Regions from separate parts of the Homo sapiens genome. Here region 2 is linked to region 1. A link is an interaction called in ENCODE POLR2A ChIA-PET data of the cell type or tissue named here. Cell type or tissue: HepG2. All regions are shown on one strand. Links, peaks and the distances in the headings refer to the core of each region. The heading gives the core; the rest is flanking DNA.

Evidence for each region. Peaks named below come from ENCODE experiments on the same cell type or tissue, not always from the same donor. Only the 100,000 strongest peaks of a DNase experiment are listed, where the experiment ranks them.
Region 2: POLR2A ChIA-PET joins it to region 1 with 10 read pairs; 5 of 35 experiments call an interaction of 5 or more read pairs at or near these places.

Annotation. Positions count from the first base shown.
Region 1 is chr2:238,296,346-238,304,499 of GRCh38, forward strand. It overlaps LOC112268433 (a long non-coding RNA gene), which reads left to right. Exons shown (of 3, transcript XR_002959458.2): 2 at 2,032-2,152; 3 at 2,312-2,401. It also overlaps a transcript of PER2 not described here. Among named protein-coding and RNA genes, the nearest start is that of PER2, 12 kb to the left of the region's middle. RefSeq lists a silencer at 3,210-3,410. In HepG2, for the core only: no CTCF peak of the experiment used is centred there; DNase peaks (open chromatin) are centred at 3,772 and 4,366; H3K4me3 peaks cover 1,015 bases.
Region 2 is chr2:238,219,663-238,227,816 of GRCh38, forward strand. It overlaps LINC02610 (long intergenic non-protein coding RNA 2610), which reads right to left. Exons shown (of 3, transcript NR_026926.1): 2 at 8,022-8,136; 3 at 5,451-5,837. Among named protein-coding and RNA genes, the nearest start is that of LINC02610, 7.9 kb to the right of the region's middle. In HepG2, for the core only: no CTCF peak of the experiment used is centred there; no DNase peak of the experiment used is centred there; H3K4me3 peaks cover 319 bases; H3K27me3 peaks cover 2,084 bases.

The sequences.
Region 1 (8,154 bases), core at 2,137-6,136:
TGTGCCCTCCTGCTGCAGAGTCAGTCGTGTGCCCTCCTGCTGCAGAGTCAGTCGTGTGCCCTCCTGCTGCAGAGTCAGTCGTGTGCCCTCCTGCTGCAGAGTCAGTCGTGTGCCCTCCTGCTGCAGAGTCAGTCGTGTGCCCTCCTGCTGCAGAGTCAGTCGTGTGCCCTCCTGCTGCAGAGTCAGTCGTGTGCCCTCCTGCTGCAGAGTCAGTCGTGTGCCCTCCTGCTGCAGAGTCAGTCGTGTGCCCTCCTGCTGCAGAGTCAGTCGTGTGCCCTCCTGCTGCAGAGTCAGTCGTGTGCCCTCCTGCTGCAGAGTCAGTCGTGTGCCCTCCTGCTGCAGAGTCAGTTGTGTGCCCTGTGACCACGGACACGGGCAGACATTCCCGGGCACTTCTCGCAGTGGGTGCTTGATGACCACGGTGTGGCGGCCCCAGGGGGGGTTCCCTGAGACCTTGAGCATAAACCCAGGCATCCCCACCAAGGCTGCAGCCACCGTGGAAGAGCTTGCTGGGCTCACGTGGTTGATGAGAACGCAGAGAGAATCCCTGCCAGCACCACGCTCTGGGCTCAGAAAGTGCTGAGCGGTTCATGGCAGGCAGGGCCCTCCTCGCGGGGGACATCTTCAGCTCGATTCCTCTGGGCACTGCCGGGCTGGAGCAGTTTTTCCAGGCTGGTGTGTGACTGGCCTCAAAGGAAGAGTCACAAATAACCCCCAAAAGGGGTTCAGATCTCTACTTGAGACAGGAACGAGGAGCAAAGAACAGGGAGGACCTGAGGCTGCACTGCCAATGCAGACCTTCCACCACATCCACCCCGCACATCCACCCCCCACGCTCTGCGGCTGGCCAAACCCTAAACCAAAGAAGGCGAGAGGACCAGGAGAAATGACAAAGGAAAGGGGCTCTCGGGAGGAAAGGCATTGTATGGAGAAGGTGCTGGAAGAATAGTGTGAAAACTGGAGAAGCTATCAAGAGGAGGAGCACAGGCAGGAGCCTGGGGCCAGGAGTCCCCCAGGCAGGGAGCTTTGAGACCAGAGCCTTGCATTGTCACCTCCTGGTCCACCCGGCAGGGCCTCTGAATCCTCTGAGAAGGGACTCAGAGAGTGAGTGAAGACACGATTGAAATGAGATTCCTAAAGAGCACTCTTGTAACGCTAGGGTCCACCCTGTGAGGTTCGCCTGGATCTGGGCTTCCCCACACCCTGTTTGAGTCTTTCAAACCACAGGAAGATGAGGAATGGGACCCTGTTCCCCGAGCTCCCTGCAGGGCAGTGGCAGACTGTGTGCCCTGGACCACATATGCTGGAAACAGAAGGGGGCCCAGATAGTCCCGGGCTTGCTAGACACGGTAGCCTGGGTGGCTGTCACTGCTGGCCCAAGAAAGGCCACTGCCATAGGTGCTGCCAGGGCTCTTCCCAAAACCTTTCAGTGGGAGGCAGGAGAGAGCCAGTGGATAATACCCTTACCCTTTGCCCTCTGTTGGGCCAAAATCCAAGGCATGGTTTCCCAATGGACCAGGGCATTGGCGTTCACAAGCTGCATGAGGACATGCCGCGTGTCTGGCTTGCCTCGTGTGGCTCATCAGGAAGCAGCAGCCAGCATGGGGATGCCTCACCTTGCCTTTTCTTCCTTTTTTCTCCACTCTCCCTGCCCTGGGATTGTGCCTCCCAATAAAGCTTTTGTTCTTTTTTTTTTTTTTTTTGTGATACGGAGTCTCGCTCTGTCCCCCAGGCTCTAGAGTGCAGTGGCATGATCTCGGCTCACTGCAAGCTCCGCCTCCCGGGTTCACCCCATTCTCCTGCCTCAGCCTCCAGAGTAGCTGGGACTACAGGCGCCCGCCACCACGCCCGGCTAATTTTTTGTATTTTTAGTAGAGATGGGGTTTCACCGTGTTAGCCAGGATGGTCTCGATCTCCTGACCTCGTGATCTGCCTGACTCATCCCCCCAGAGTGCTGGGATTACAGGCGTGAGCCACCGCGCCCGGCCAAAGCTTTTGTTCTTAAGCCTGTTCCCTGGCTCTGTTTTCTAGGGAACCTAAACTAAGACACTGGATACTGAAAATGGTTTGACAAAGCCGACCCTCACTCAAGGCTTCACGTTGGAATCTATCTTCCCACCTGTTTCAGAGTCACAGGGTCTCCATACCTCTGGTAAGTGGGATTGTAATGACCAGGGGTCAGCAAACTATGGCCTGTTCTTCCATGGCTTGTGGGCTAGAGGGAAAGGGAGGGGGAAAAGTCAGAGAATACGCTGCAGATATCACACGAGGCCCACAAAGCCTGAATTACTTACTATCTGTCCTTTTACAGAAAAAGTTTGCTGACCGCTGGTGACCGTTCATCACACAGTGGCGTTATGATTACTGGAGTTTTCACCTGTGGTCAGTTATGATGGGTGCAGCCAGAGAGCAAGGCATTGGGTGGTGCTTCCTGAGTGGGAGACAATGATAATGATCATGATTATGCAGAAGGGTGGTGCCTTCTTATGTTGGAGCTGAACACTCAGAAGAAAGGAAACGGTGGGCTTGGGAGAGTTCCTTGCCAACCTAAGACAAACTTTGAATGCCCAAGGGCCTCACTGGCAGCTCAGGAGATTTACATCTCCTACAGCCACTGGGTAGGAGAAATCACTGTTGCAAATCGGCCAGGCACAGTGGCTCACGCCTGTAATCCCAGCACTTTGGGAGGCCAAGGCAGAGGGATTACCTGAGGTCAGGAGTTCGAGACCAGCCTGGCCAACATAGTGAAAATTAAAAATTAGCCATCTCTACTAAAAATACAAAAATTAGCCGGCCGTGGCAGCGTGCGCCTATAATCCCAGCTACTCGGGAGGCTGAGGCAGGAGAATCGCTTGAACGCGGGAGGCAGAGGTTGCAGTGAGCCAAAAAGAAAAAAGAAAATCAGACCTCGAGGCTGGGCGCAGTGGCTCACATCTGTAATCCCAGCACTTTGGGAGGCCGATGGGGGCAGATCACTTGAGGTCAGGAGTTCGAGACCAGCCTGGCTAACATGGGCAAAATCCCCCTCTCTACTAAAAATACAAAAGCTAGCCAGGCGTGGTAGTGCGTGCTTGTAATCCCAGCTACTCGGGACGCTGAGGCAGGAGAATCGCTTGAACCCAGGGGGCGGAGGTTGCAGTGAGTCGAGATCACGCCACTGCACTCCAGCCTGGGCAACAAAGTGAGACTCCGTCTCAAAAAAAAAGAAAAAAAAGAAAAGAAGACCTCAAATTTGATAAGGGTTGAAGGCTACAAACGAGACTAAAGTCACAGCCTTGACAGGCCTGCTGCATCAGTCAGGAGCCAGATAGTGAATGGTCCTGAGACCATGGCTATGGACAATTGAGTAGATAAGCTGAGAATCTCAAACCCCCAAATTCTCAGAAGCCTCCAAGCCAACAGAAGCAAATACTTCCTCCTTGCCGGAGAACAGGTTGTTCTTACGGAATACCTTACCTGTGGTAGGTGTCCTGCAAGGTGTTTGTTCTCAAGACCTGCCCTCACCACTGCTCCTTGATGCCAACATCCAGGGGCAGGCTTCACCGTAGCTAGAGCAGAGAGGCATATGCTCAGCTCTGGTCAGAACTGTCCTGTTCTCCAAAGGAATTGCAAAGCTAATGTGTGCCAGCAGGAGCTGAAGGAACACAGGTGACGCTGGTTCTTCGCAGTGTGGTGGCGAAGGAGCATAACGCTAGATGGGTGGCTGGAGAAGAATTCGTTGGCACAGGGGCAGTCATCTGTGATTTAAAACTCGATGCTTTGGCAAGGACACCAGGAACTGATTCCAATCATTTGTTGGGCTGACTCCAGTGGTGTGCTAGTTAATGTGTAACAGTTGGCTCTCTGGAAAAATAAAAAAAAAGAAAGAAAAAATATGTAGCATTTATCTATTTCTGTGACACAGATACGCCCACATGGCCAATTTCAAGCTCCCACCATGACCCCCAGTGAAAGTGGTGATGCATGTAGGGCCACATGCATGGAGGGAAGAAGCCTGCCCTGCTTGCCCTGGGTTCAGGCCAACGTGGCCAACCTAAGCGATTCCTTAGAAAATAGAGTTTTGATCTGCCCAGTTACAAGGAGAAATGGAGCTCCCAAAGTTCGACATCTAGAAGACTATTTTTCTAAACTCTTTGTTAGAGGATTTTAAAAGGGGCTGTTCTTACCAAATCTCAATAAAGTGTCCATTGTAAGATATTTCTCAAGGTTATTAAGGCTTCTTATAAACTCCTTTTGCTATAAGTCAGTTCATGTTGGAAGCCAGCCGCAAAAATGATAATTTTGGATTTGTAATCATTGCCATTGAGACATTGTTTGTGGTAGGGACTGGCCTTTCTGTGTTAAGCCACTCCTCCTCTTCGTGGCCTTAAAATCTACCATCAATACAAAGGAGGCTGTTGTCTGCTGAGTGAGGGCCTGGGTAGGGCAGCGTAGCTCTCCCACATATTGATGTAAATCATTAGGGTTCCAGTGGAAGATGCAGGTTCTGTCTGAGTGAGGAGAGCCAGAAGTCCGGGCTGACCTCAGCATTTTAGTCCCCAACTTATTCCAACTCTTGAGGTCAAAGGCCAAGAGGAGGTCCCAGGAAATCTGGGAAGAGTTTGCAGTGTTCCCAATTGTTTCCTGGATGCAGGAAGGGTGAGCGTTGTCAGCCATGGACTTGGTGGGCATGAGACCCTGCTGATCTTTGTGCCTCATGTTGGCCTGAGAAACCAAGATTTGCAATTTGGTTTGAAAAATATGAACTTACCAGCCAGGCACGGTGGCTCACGCCTGTAATCCCAGCACTTTCAGAGGCTGAGGTGGGCGGGTCACCTGGGGTCAGGAGTTCGAGAATAGCCTGGCTAACATGGTGAAACACCATGTCTACTAAAAATACAAAAAATTAGCCGGGCGTGGTGGTGCACACCTGTAATCCCAGCTACTTGGGAGGCTGAGGCAGGAGAATCACTTGAACTCGGGAGGCGGAGGTTGCAGTGAGCCAAGGTCGCGCCATTGCACTGCAGCTTGGGCAATAACAGTGAAACTCTGTCTTAAAAAAAAATGAACTTACCTTATAGAGGAGGTGTATGAATTAACAGATAGGTTTTTAGGGGTGTGCCTTCATGTCAGTGTATATCTGGAAGAAAAACCTGAAGGAATGCCCAAATTTTCATAGTGCTTTCCTCTGGGTGGTAGAATATGGGTGACATTAGTTTTCCTCTTTATATATTTCAGTATCCTTCATATTCTATAATAAGCATTTACAATAATTTACATAAATTATAAATTATATGTAATATACTTTATTATAAGCATTTGATAATTAGAAAGCATAAATATAGTAATGCTATAGACTATTAAATATAAAATAAGAAACCTATTTTGAGCAGGATATTTGGCTTAAAATGGCTTGCTTTGTTAATAGAGATGGAGAACCTGCATAGTAAAAAGCAAAAGCATTAAATTTTTTGTATTGTGAAGTTATTTTTATTTGACTTCTATTCATTTCCAATCTTTGTCTTCAGTAATTAGATATGAGTTTCATGCTATTTTGAACAACTGTTGCTGGAGGTTTACCAAGCTTATGTTTATCATCCAAACCTCTGTAGAGATTATAAACAAATAAAGTAGTCTATAGAGCAAAATTCAGATGATGAAAACAAATAAACCACAGAAAGCAATTCAACAGATACAGACCAGGAATGACTGTGAGGGCAACAAATAGCTAACATAGGAGCTGTGAGCACTCAGATGGGATTGAAGATATTCAATATTTGAGGGCTTTTCAGTCAAATCGGCACAAAAATGCTACAGAAAAGTAAAACATAAAATAATGGGCATGGGCATATCTGTGAAGCAAAAGAAGGCAGAGGTGGCAATGTTGCTAAAAGACAAAGCAAAACATGTGCTTTTCTCGGCCAATATCCTATTCTGACAGCCATAGGAAAGAATGTGCCAATGGAAAGCCCCAGAAGGGGAAATGTAAAAGTGTCTATTTCCATTGGGGTGGAAGGAGGAATGTGTCTTCCTTGCTTGTTTTCTCAGCTCTCCACATGGTCTTCCTGCTTTGCTCAGGTGGACTCCCGTGTTCTTTCTCACTTGGATTAAAAACAATAACAACAACAACTTTTTTTTTTTTTTTTTGAGATGGAGTCTTGCTCTGCTGCCAGGTTGGAGTGCAGTGGCATGATCTCAGCTCACTGCAACCTCCACCTCCCGGGTTCAAGTGATTCTCCTGCCTCAGCCTCTCAAATAGCTGGGACTACAGGTGTGTGCCAGCACATCCAGCTAATTTTTGTAGTTTTAGTAGAGACGGGGTTTCACTATGTTGGCCAGGATGGTCTTGATCTCTTGACCTGCCCACCTCGGCCTCCCAAAGTGCTGGGATTACAGGCGTGAGCCACTGCACCCGGTCACAACAACTTTCTAGGAGTGTCTGCTTAAAGGCCATGTATCTCTGAGATGTGGCGGTGAGGGTCTTCCCAGAACCGTTGGGGCAGTGTGTGGAGGGGTGGAGGGGTCCCTGCTCCTGCTCAGGACTCTGGATGTCGCCCCCAGCCAGGTCACTGTGCCCTTTGGGGCAAGCACTTGTTCAGGTGGTTTGGGCCCTTCCTCCTCTGATGCCCAGAGGCGCCCAGGTTTGAATGTGGGGCTGCCCTACCAGAGCTCATGTTTTCCTATTGATGAAGATGAGGCTGGGCCCTGTGTGTCACCCGGTGCAGACACTGAGTCCTGCCACCAGGACGTCCATCTGTGCTGGACTCATTAGAGTCCTGGCCCTCATGGGATGAGAAACGACGTCCCCTGTCCCCAGCGTTCACTTCCTGCGTCCCCAGCATTCACTTCCTGCTAGCACCTGAGACCAGCGACTTGGGTCTCATGGTGCCTCCCACTCCGGTTTTCCAGCTCCCATTCTTCTTTGTCGTCTCCATGCGCCCGCTCAGGACTCCTGAGTTCTCGAAAACTCAAAACTCATCACACAACTGTCCCTCCCAGGCAACTTTTGATGGCATCCCATGACAGGGATAGTGGAGGCTTTTTTATTTCTAGGAATTAAGTTCTTGTCATCTTGGGCTACAGGTTTAGGGCTTCTCCCCAAGGCAGTTCGGAACTCACTCAAAGTAAGAATCATTTCCCCCTTCTCCCAAGGATGCACTTCACCTGATCCTGTCCAAGGCTTCTCATGGTTGTTTTTACTCTTTTCTCCCCATTTCTCCTCCCTCTCCCCAATATTCAGGACATAAAGGTTTCAGGCCATATTTATCTAACTCCAGAGATGACTTTCCTTTAGGACATCTTATGTCGGCCAACAGAGTGCAGTGGCGTTTGCTGCCTCATCTGAGGAGGGCTCCCTGCAGACCTGTGGGCGGAGCTTCTCCTACTGGGAATTGCCCCTCCAGGGCATTGGAGGGGAGGCCAAGGCCTATGACACCCAGAAAAGCCGTTTCTAGCCCTGGCAGCTCTGTACCAACAGCTGCATGGCCCAGTGTGGGGGGTGTGTGTGTGTGTGTGTGTGTGTGTGTGTGTGTGTGCTATCAGCAGGGACCAGCGTCTTTCACTGGCATCAAAAGACTGACCCATTTTCAGCAACAATATTTTTGCAGCCGACGAAGCCTTTGTTAGGTTTGTATAGGCGACCAGTTGAGCCGGGTTTGTGTTTTAGAGAAGTGGTGAAGTCTTAGCAGGTGGGAAGGAAGCTCGGCCATGGCTCTCCAGTGAACTCCCCCGTCCTTTCTTCCTGGAAAATTTCCAGGACCCCATCTGAAGCGTCCCCTCCCAGGACTGACTCTGGTTTGTCTCTTTGCTGGGTTAGGTAGGAGGAAGGCTAGTGGGATGACCATAGCTGATTTTTGTCATCTACTGCTCAGTCTGGATTCCCCACTTCCTCTGCTAGCACCTCTGCTGCGCTTGGGCACCCACCTGGCAGGAGGACACAAACCCTCATCCCAGCCACTACACGCTCTTCAGGCTGCAACTGCTGTGCTTGTCCATTTCCCACCAAAACTGGGCAGGAGCGTGCCAAGTGATGCCCCAGAAGCCAGCTGTGTGCCAGGGTGATTCTCCTCCACCCCGGTTCCAGCAGCCCTTCCTGCTCTTGAGGATCAGAGCCAGTCACCCCTGCTGGGACACCGACTCCTTTCCTTGCTTGCTCGTCTTTTGGCACAGAGCCTG
Region 2 (8,154 bases), core at 1,730-5,729, 77 kb before region 1:
AAGACCAACCTGGCCAACATGGTGAAACCCCATCTCTACTAAAAACACAAAAATTAGCTGGGTGTGGTGGCACATGCCTGTAATCCCAGCTACTCAGGAGGCTGAGGCAGGAGAACTGCTTGAACCCGGGAGGCGGAGGTTGCAGTGAGCCAAGATTGTGCCACTGCACTCCAGCCTGGGTGACAAGAGTGAGACTCCATCTCAAAAAAAAAAAAAAAAAAGTGAGAAGATGCCATTTCAAATGAATTGCAATAATTATCCACTGTGGCTGCTACTTTGTCATAAAGTAAAAATGATCTGAATAGAGCACATACTTGAATAGATCACAAAGGAAAAGATTTAGATTTTAGGGAATCTACTTCACACAATGGACATTTCTAGAGTTTTCTTGTTTTCTTTTCTTTTTTTGTTTCAGAAATGGGGCAGTGGGGAGGGGGCATCTCACTAAGTTGCCCAGGCTGGTCTTGAACTCCTGGCCTCAAGGGATCCTCTGCATTGCTGAGATTATAGGCATGAGCCACTGCACCTGACAAAACATTTTTCTTCAATATTCTAATGGCAAATGAATTCATTGTGACTGCTCATGTATTCCAAAAAAAATTGTCCTTATTTTTCATGCATACTTTTCTGCAGCAATGCAATAAAATCAAACTTTTGCAACTAAAGAAAAAAAAAAGTTTCCAAAGATTGGAAACAGTTAAACAGAATTTGTGACCGTGAAAATTTTGTTTTATTGTGAGGCTTTCTTTTTTGTCTTCTTCTGAGACAGAGTCTTTCTCTGTCACCCAGGCTGAATGCAGTGATGCAATCAATCATAGCTCACTGCATCTGTGGCCTCAAACTCCTGGGCTCAAGTGATCCTCCTGTTACAGGATCTTTGGGGTGTCACTTTTGACTGGAAACCTCTGTGGCCGGTGGCACCTTTGCCCGAGTTCTCGTTCTGCATCCAGGAAGAATGAGATACGCAGACAAGCAGAGGGTGAGCACGACAAAGAGGAGCTTTATTGACTGTTAGAACAGCCTGAAGGAGCCCCGCAGCGGGTAGCTCCTCTCTGTAAGCAAGTCGTCCTGTTGAGTGTTCATCTCTCAGCAGAAAGGAAGCCCTGGTGACTCCTCTCTGCAGGGGGATTGTCCCAGTGTCTGCCCAGCTCCTAGCAGAGAAGAGGCCCTGGAGTGGGTTGCTCCTCTCTGCAACCGGTAGTCCCAAGGTCTCTGCAGGTCTCTGAAACTCTCAGCAGAGAGGGTAGCTCCTCTCTGCGGCTTGTTTTCCCATCTGCTCAGCTCTGGTTGAGCCAAGGTTTTTATTGGCCTTAAAGGGGAGGAAGTGCATGCTGATTGGTCCCGGGGCAGCCATGGGCAGCCCGGAGAAAGCATCACAAGTTCCCACTCCAGTGCTCCGGCACTGGCAGCCTGGCCCCCAACCTTCAGGCCCTCCCTGGCCTGAAGGTAGGGCCTCACCAGGGACCCGTCCTCTTTTGCCCAGGAATCTGTCTGCCTTCTGCTGCCGTTCATGGCACCAGGGCTCAGCCCCGACTTTGCTCTGAGATTGGAGCAGGCACCAGGAACAGGGAGAGGCCAGGCACTGGGAGCAGGCACTTCTGGGCCTGTGAGGGGAGGAGGGCCTTCCCGGGCCCCCAAGAGTGCAGGGATGCCTGAGTCTGCAGCCGCGGTTTGGGCAGCCGCCGCTGGGCGGGGAAGGGGCCGGTGAGGTTCCTGCCTGCTCCGTGGAGCGGGAGGCCCGGGTTGGCAGCCACGGTTTGGGCAGCTGCAGCGGCACCGGGGAGCTGCTCCTGCCCCAGCTCAGAAGGGGCAGGGCTCCTGCTGGTCCCCGGCTCCTGGCAGCGGCAGGCCGTCTGGAGCGGCCACTGCATCACTCCCACCTCAGCCTCCCAAGCAGCTGGAATTTCAGGAGTGAGCCACTGCACCTGGCTCATGTGATGCTTTTCTAAAATGAAACTGTCTTTTGAAAATATTCAGATTGACAGTTTAATAAATGATGCTTTGCAGAATACCATAAAATAAGTGAAACAAAAATAGATTATTTTGAGTGATTTTAGATATTACATGTTAGGCAAAAAATATTTTACATCTTAGGGGATCACAAGAAATTACTGGAGGCCCAAATGGTGGCATGTTATTAACTTTAGGTGAATTTATAGCTAACCATAAAAAAAGGGAACCAGGAGCCGTGGCTCATGCCTGAAATCTCACTGTTTTGGGAGGCCAAGGTGAGAGGATCATTTGGGGCCAAGAGTTCCAGATCAGCCTGGGCAACATAGCAAGACCCACTCTAAAAAAAAAAAAAATGCCAGGTATTGTGGTATACACCTCTAGTCCTAGCTATGCAGGAGAATTGCTTGAGCCCAGAAGTTCAAGGTTAAAGTGAGCTATGATCGTGCCACTGCACTCCAGCCTGGGCAACAGAACACAACTCTGTCTCCAAAAGAATAAAATAAAAAAGGATGTTGTGCCTAATAACATTAAAGCAAATGTGTACTGCTACTAGAAAATTATATTTGATTTGAGATATTATCAAGAATGAAAGAAGCAAATACTTTTGCTTCCATTTTTAAAAAGACAGGGTCACATTCTGTCACCCAGGCTGGAGTAATCATAGCTCACTTCAGCTCTGCCTCCTCAAGCAATCCTCTCATCTCAGCCTCCTAAAGCACTAGGATTACAGTCACAAGCCACCACATCTGACACCCTGCTTTTTAAGAAAAATTTAATTTTTTAAAAGAGATGGGGTCTTGTTCTATTTGCCAGGTTTGTCTTGAACTCAACGGCCTCCTGCCTCTGCCTCTCGAAGTCCTGGGATTACAGGCAGAAGCCACCAAGCCCAGCCCCTTACTTTTGATTGTGCACCAGATGTAGCCGATTGTGAACAAGTGTGTCAGACTATGAGCACACCCACATGAAGAATAATGCCATTAACAGTAAAAGAAGTTGCATTGACTTTACAGAAATCAAAGAAAAAACTAGGTCTAGCTTATGAAATTAGAGATTGGAAAAAGGTGTTAACATAAAACACGCTTGTGGCCAGGGATAAGATCATGGAACAACTATGGCAGGTTATACAAGGGTGTATAAGCTACCATGACCCTCCAAAAATGATTATGCCAAATTGTGTCTTCCTCGGCTCATAATTTTTTTTTAAAGAGATAGGGTCTCACTTTGTTGCCCAGGCTGGAGAGCAGTGACATGAACACAGCTCACCACAGCCCCAAACTGCTGTGCTCATAATTGATATGCAAAAATTCTGCTTCTGTGAAATGAAATGTGACGACTTGTTTTAGTGTTGTATGTTTGTGTTTGTGTGTGAATTCAATATTCTTACATCTGTTTAAAAAAACTACATTAAAAACACACACGGATTCCCCGCGGAGATCAAGATCAAATGCAACCAAGGCACTTCACAAACTAAAGATATTTGTAAACACTGAATTTTTTTTTGTTTTTTTTGAGACAGAGTCTTGCTTTGTCGCCCAGGTTAGAGTGCAGAGGTGTGATCACCTAGCTAATTTTTTAATTTTTTGCAGAGACAGGGTCTCACGTTGTTGCCCAGTCTGGTCCCTGAACTCCCAGGCTCAAACAATCTTCTGGTCCTGGCCTCCCAAAGTGTTGGGATTACAGGCATGAGCCACTGCACCCAGCATGAGAAGCTTTTTAATACTACCAGTCACGGTGGCATTTTTTTTTTTTTTTGAGACGGAGTCTCACTCTGTCGCCCAGGCTGGAGTGCAGTGGCGTCATCTCGGCTCCCTGCATGCTCCGCCTCCCGGGTTCATGCCATTCTCCTGCCTCAGCCTCCCGAGTACCTGGGAATACAGGCGCCCACCACCATGCTCGGCTAATTTTCTGTATTTTTAGTCGAGACGGGGTTTCACCGTGTTAGCCAGGATGGTCTCAATCTCCTGACCTCGTGATCCACCCACCTCGGCCTCCCAAAATGCTGGGATTACAGGCATGAGCCACTGTGCCCAGCCACGGTGGCATCTTTAAAAGAAATTTCGGTCAGCTGAAGTTAGTGAAAAATTATTTAAGATCATCACTTGGTCAAGAGAAATTCACATGACAATTCTCTCAACTGAAAAACGAGATAGTAGATTTTAGAAATATTCACGAGTTTGTTTGCATTTAAGTAAGGAGAGTAAACTTACCGTTTTTGTATAAGTAAAATATTGAAACTTAAAATATTTGAGTTTTAATATACACACTTCCCAATTTTTTTTTTATTTTCCACTTACTGAAACATTGTGGAAAAAAAAATTAACATTGAAAAACACATTTTTCGACCAGGTGCAGTGGCTCATGCCTGTAACCCCACCCAGCACTTTGGGAGGCCAAAGGCAGGTGGGTCACCTGATGTCAGGAGTTTGAGACCAGCCTGACCAACATGGTGAAACCCTGTCTCTACTAAATATAAAAAATTAGCCAGACGTGGTGGTGGATGCCTGTAATCGCAGCTACTTGGGAGGCTGAGGCAGGAGAATCGCTTGAGCCCAGGAGGCGGAGGTTGCAGTTAGCCGAGATTGCGCCACTGCACTCCAGCCTGGGCAACAAGAGCAAAACTCCATTTCAAAAAAAAAAAGAAAGAAAGAAAGAAAAGAAACAAAAAACACACACACACACAAAACACATTTTGTTCCTCTTGCCTCAGGCTCCAGCATCACTCTCCTGCACGGGAGGGCACTGGTTGGAAGGTGTGTGAGGGAACCTTCTGATGGCCACGCTCAGGACCTTGAGAAGGGTTTGAGGCACAAAACAGCACACACTTGTCAAAACTCAGCAGGTATTCACTCGTGAGCAGGGCATTGCACTGAACGCCAAGCTTTCCATCCAAAGGAAAACCCGGTGGCAAATGGACTGTAACGATGTGCGCACTGGAGTGTTAGGGAAGCCGCCTGAGGTCTATAATTTACTTGGAAATGCATAAAAAATAAAACGGATCAAAGCAGGGAGGATTAACTAGATGTGACAAAGTCCAGTAACATGTGAATGGCACACTCAGGTGGTGGGTGTATATCCAGACGCGCAATGTAAAATTCCCGCATCGCTGCTGAGAGCCGGCAAATGTCCGTCGCCAGGTGTTGGGGGCGAAGGGAGGTCTAGGCCTCTGCTCCTCTGCTTCAGATGCCGGCAGGCCCCGGAGGAGCGCCCGCGACCCCTCGGAGGCTCTCCAGGTGGGCGGCTGGGGTAAAACACAGTATCCTGAGGGAGAAGTGGCCAAGCCTTACGGGGGATGGATCAAGTTGTGGAAAGAAGGGGCAGAGAGCAGAATGTGGCACTGGGCGAGGGGAGACACGGAGCGTCCTCAAAACAGGGGGTGCCTGGCCCAGGACTTCCTCACCCACCCCCGCCCCCCACCGAGTCTGTCCTCCTTTCCCCTCCACTCTGTCAAGCACAAGGCAAGGCCAAGGCTGACAGATTGGCCGGTGAATAAATTGAAGACCTTTTCAGATTTAGTTTATTACTTGCACAGACAACCAAAGAAAGAATGGCCAAAGGTGCCCAGTCCCCATGGACCTTGCGCAGGGCAATGCCCAAAAGTGACCACATGACGGCCACATGGATGACAGGACACGGGGCTGCAAAGAGCTGCAGCCACGCTAAGTGCCCAAGGTGACCTCAGCGGAGCCTGGGAGGCATCAGGAGCCGCAGGGAGGCGAGAGGGCCCGGCTGTGCCCAGGAGCATGGCGATGCCCTCTGCTGAGAGCCGGGTGCAGCTGTGGCCCATGTGGATACGTGCAAGAGCACCAGGGCAGAGCTCTCCCCTGACTCGTCCCTGGGCTTTTCCCTCAGGTTCCTCCACTCCCAAGACGACACCATCAGGGACTCTGGAAACAAACAGATTGGGGGTCCCCTCTAGCTTTGAGGAAAACACAAATAAGTCACTCATAAGCTTAAGAAAAGATGCTCTGTGTCACTCAGGAAATGGGATTTAAAAATCGTCAGACAGCTTGGAAAGGCTTAAGAGAAGGAGGGGCGTCGCAGAGGCCCTCTCAGGGTGCAGCTCTGTCAAGGGGTAACAAGTGCAGTTTCAGTTTTTAAAATCACAGTGAAACACCAGAGTAAGGACAGAGTGAAGAGAGCGCTGCCCTCCCTGATGAGACCAGACCCACTCCTGGAGGGTAGGGACAGTGGCAAGAACACAGACACAGGTGGCTGCGTGGGGGCTGTGGTGGGCAGCCTGTGAGATGGCCCTCAACGCCCCCAACTCCTGGTCTGTCTGTCCTGTGGAACCTCCTCCCCGGGGCTGAACCTACACAAACAGAACACAGCAGAAACAGGGGAGAATTCCCTTCGGCTGCAGGAGCCCGCCTTCGCGGCTTGCTCAGCTATGCGGGAGCTGTGCCAAGGAAAGGTCCGTGCAGCAGAGAACTGAGCGAGGCCTCCAGCCAAACAGCAGAAAAGATCGAGGCCCTCACTCTAATAGCCCATGAGGAACTGAATCCTGCCCACAGGCGCGGGGCCAGCAGAGAAGCCGAGCCTCCCCGCACGGAGCGTGCAATCTACTCACAGTCCGGCCGGGCCCTGACTGAGGCCTCGGGAGGGACCTTGAGGCAGAGGCTCCTTCCCCGGGCCTGGATGTCTGACCCACAGACACTGTGCAGCTACGTTTGTTTGAAGGCACTAAACTGCGGGCAATTTGTTACACAGCAATCGACAACTTTCTGTTCCCTATTTCTGTTCTTTCTCTTCAACAGGGCTGGGTGTGGAGTGGCCCACTCCTGCCAGCCCTGCTCTGCGCACCCTCATGGGCTGAGCTGTGGGGTGAGCCGGGCCCTGTCTTCCTCCCTGCCCTGGCCCTGTCCCCCGATGCCCACCCCCGAGAGTGGGGAGGGCGGTGGGGCTGCGTGGACTCTGATAAGCCTTCCAGTTCCAACTGCCAGGGCGCTGCTGCCCAGGGAGCCGTGAGGAGCGAGGTCGGGCATGCACGAGCTCTGCCTCTGATGGTAAGAAGGGGAGAGAGGGAAATGGGGTGAAGCTAGCGAAGGCAGCACGCGCCCCAGGGCAGACCCCACGCGCCAACACAGCCAAATTCCCAGCAGTGGGAAGGCCCTGCACTTCACTCCTGCCCTGTCACTGGGAAATTCCCAAGTCAAGATGGGGAGCATGGTGGCGCCTGGGGTCTGAAAGGCAAGGCCCCCTCCTCTGTCTCATCCTCCAACCTCTACCTGTCCTGCAGGGCTCACATGCCACCTCCTCCAGGAAGCCTTCCTTCAGGAGCCTGCCTGTCAGAGGTCATCTCACCTTTTTCTCATCTCCCATGCCCTGTTGATTGTTCTCTCATTGCCTTGATTCCTATACACAAATGGTCAGGAAATGTCTGTCCCTCGGAAATTCCACTCTCCTTAAGACAGAGGCCCTGCTCCACCAGGAGCAGCTAAAATTTCCTATTGAGACTCCTCCTGGTTACAGGGGCACAGGTTGCCCCCAGGGATCTGTTCTCAGCTTCCCAAAGGCAGGGTGTGCCTCCTCCCACCTTCCCGCATGCTGCCGGTGCCACAGAACCTGTGCAGGGCCCAGGGGAGGCGCCCACACACTGTACTTGTAGGGCACAAAGGGACAGCCCTCTCTCTCCAGAAGTCCAGGGACTCAGCCTTGGTGCAGACTGGGTCTTAGGCAAGGCAAAGCCAGAGGACAGGATCTGCACGGACTTCTGGAAGAGGAACCAGCCAGCAGCCAGCCTCCTGAGAGGAGCTAGAGGTCTGGGGGTTCTCACCTGATCCTTAGCTAGAAAACTAGGGCTGGGCTCAGGGCGTGCCCCAGGGCTATTTTGTTCCATGCCATGTGCCGCTCCCAGGAGAAGTGGTACTTCTCCCTCCTGACTCTGTCCCCACCTCCCTAAACAAGCCTGTGGCCCTTTAACAAAGCCCAGAGTCCCATTAAAGATCCTGCCTGGTGCTGGTCCTCAGCTACATGGACTGGGTGGCCCTTTTTATAAGGAATGGCAGCATCAGTTCCCCCTTTCCAGCGGCCTTCTCCACAGGGCTGGCCTGACTCCCCACAGCACTCACCTGGGCAAGTGCGGGCCCATTCCCCGGCTGTCCTCCTGCTGTCCCCCGCAGGTCTTTCTCAGCATGGTGAACATGGGAGCCGGGGCTCTGTCTGCATGAGGGAGGTGCTCAGACCCTGCAGGGCGGGAACAAG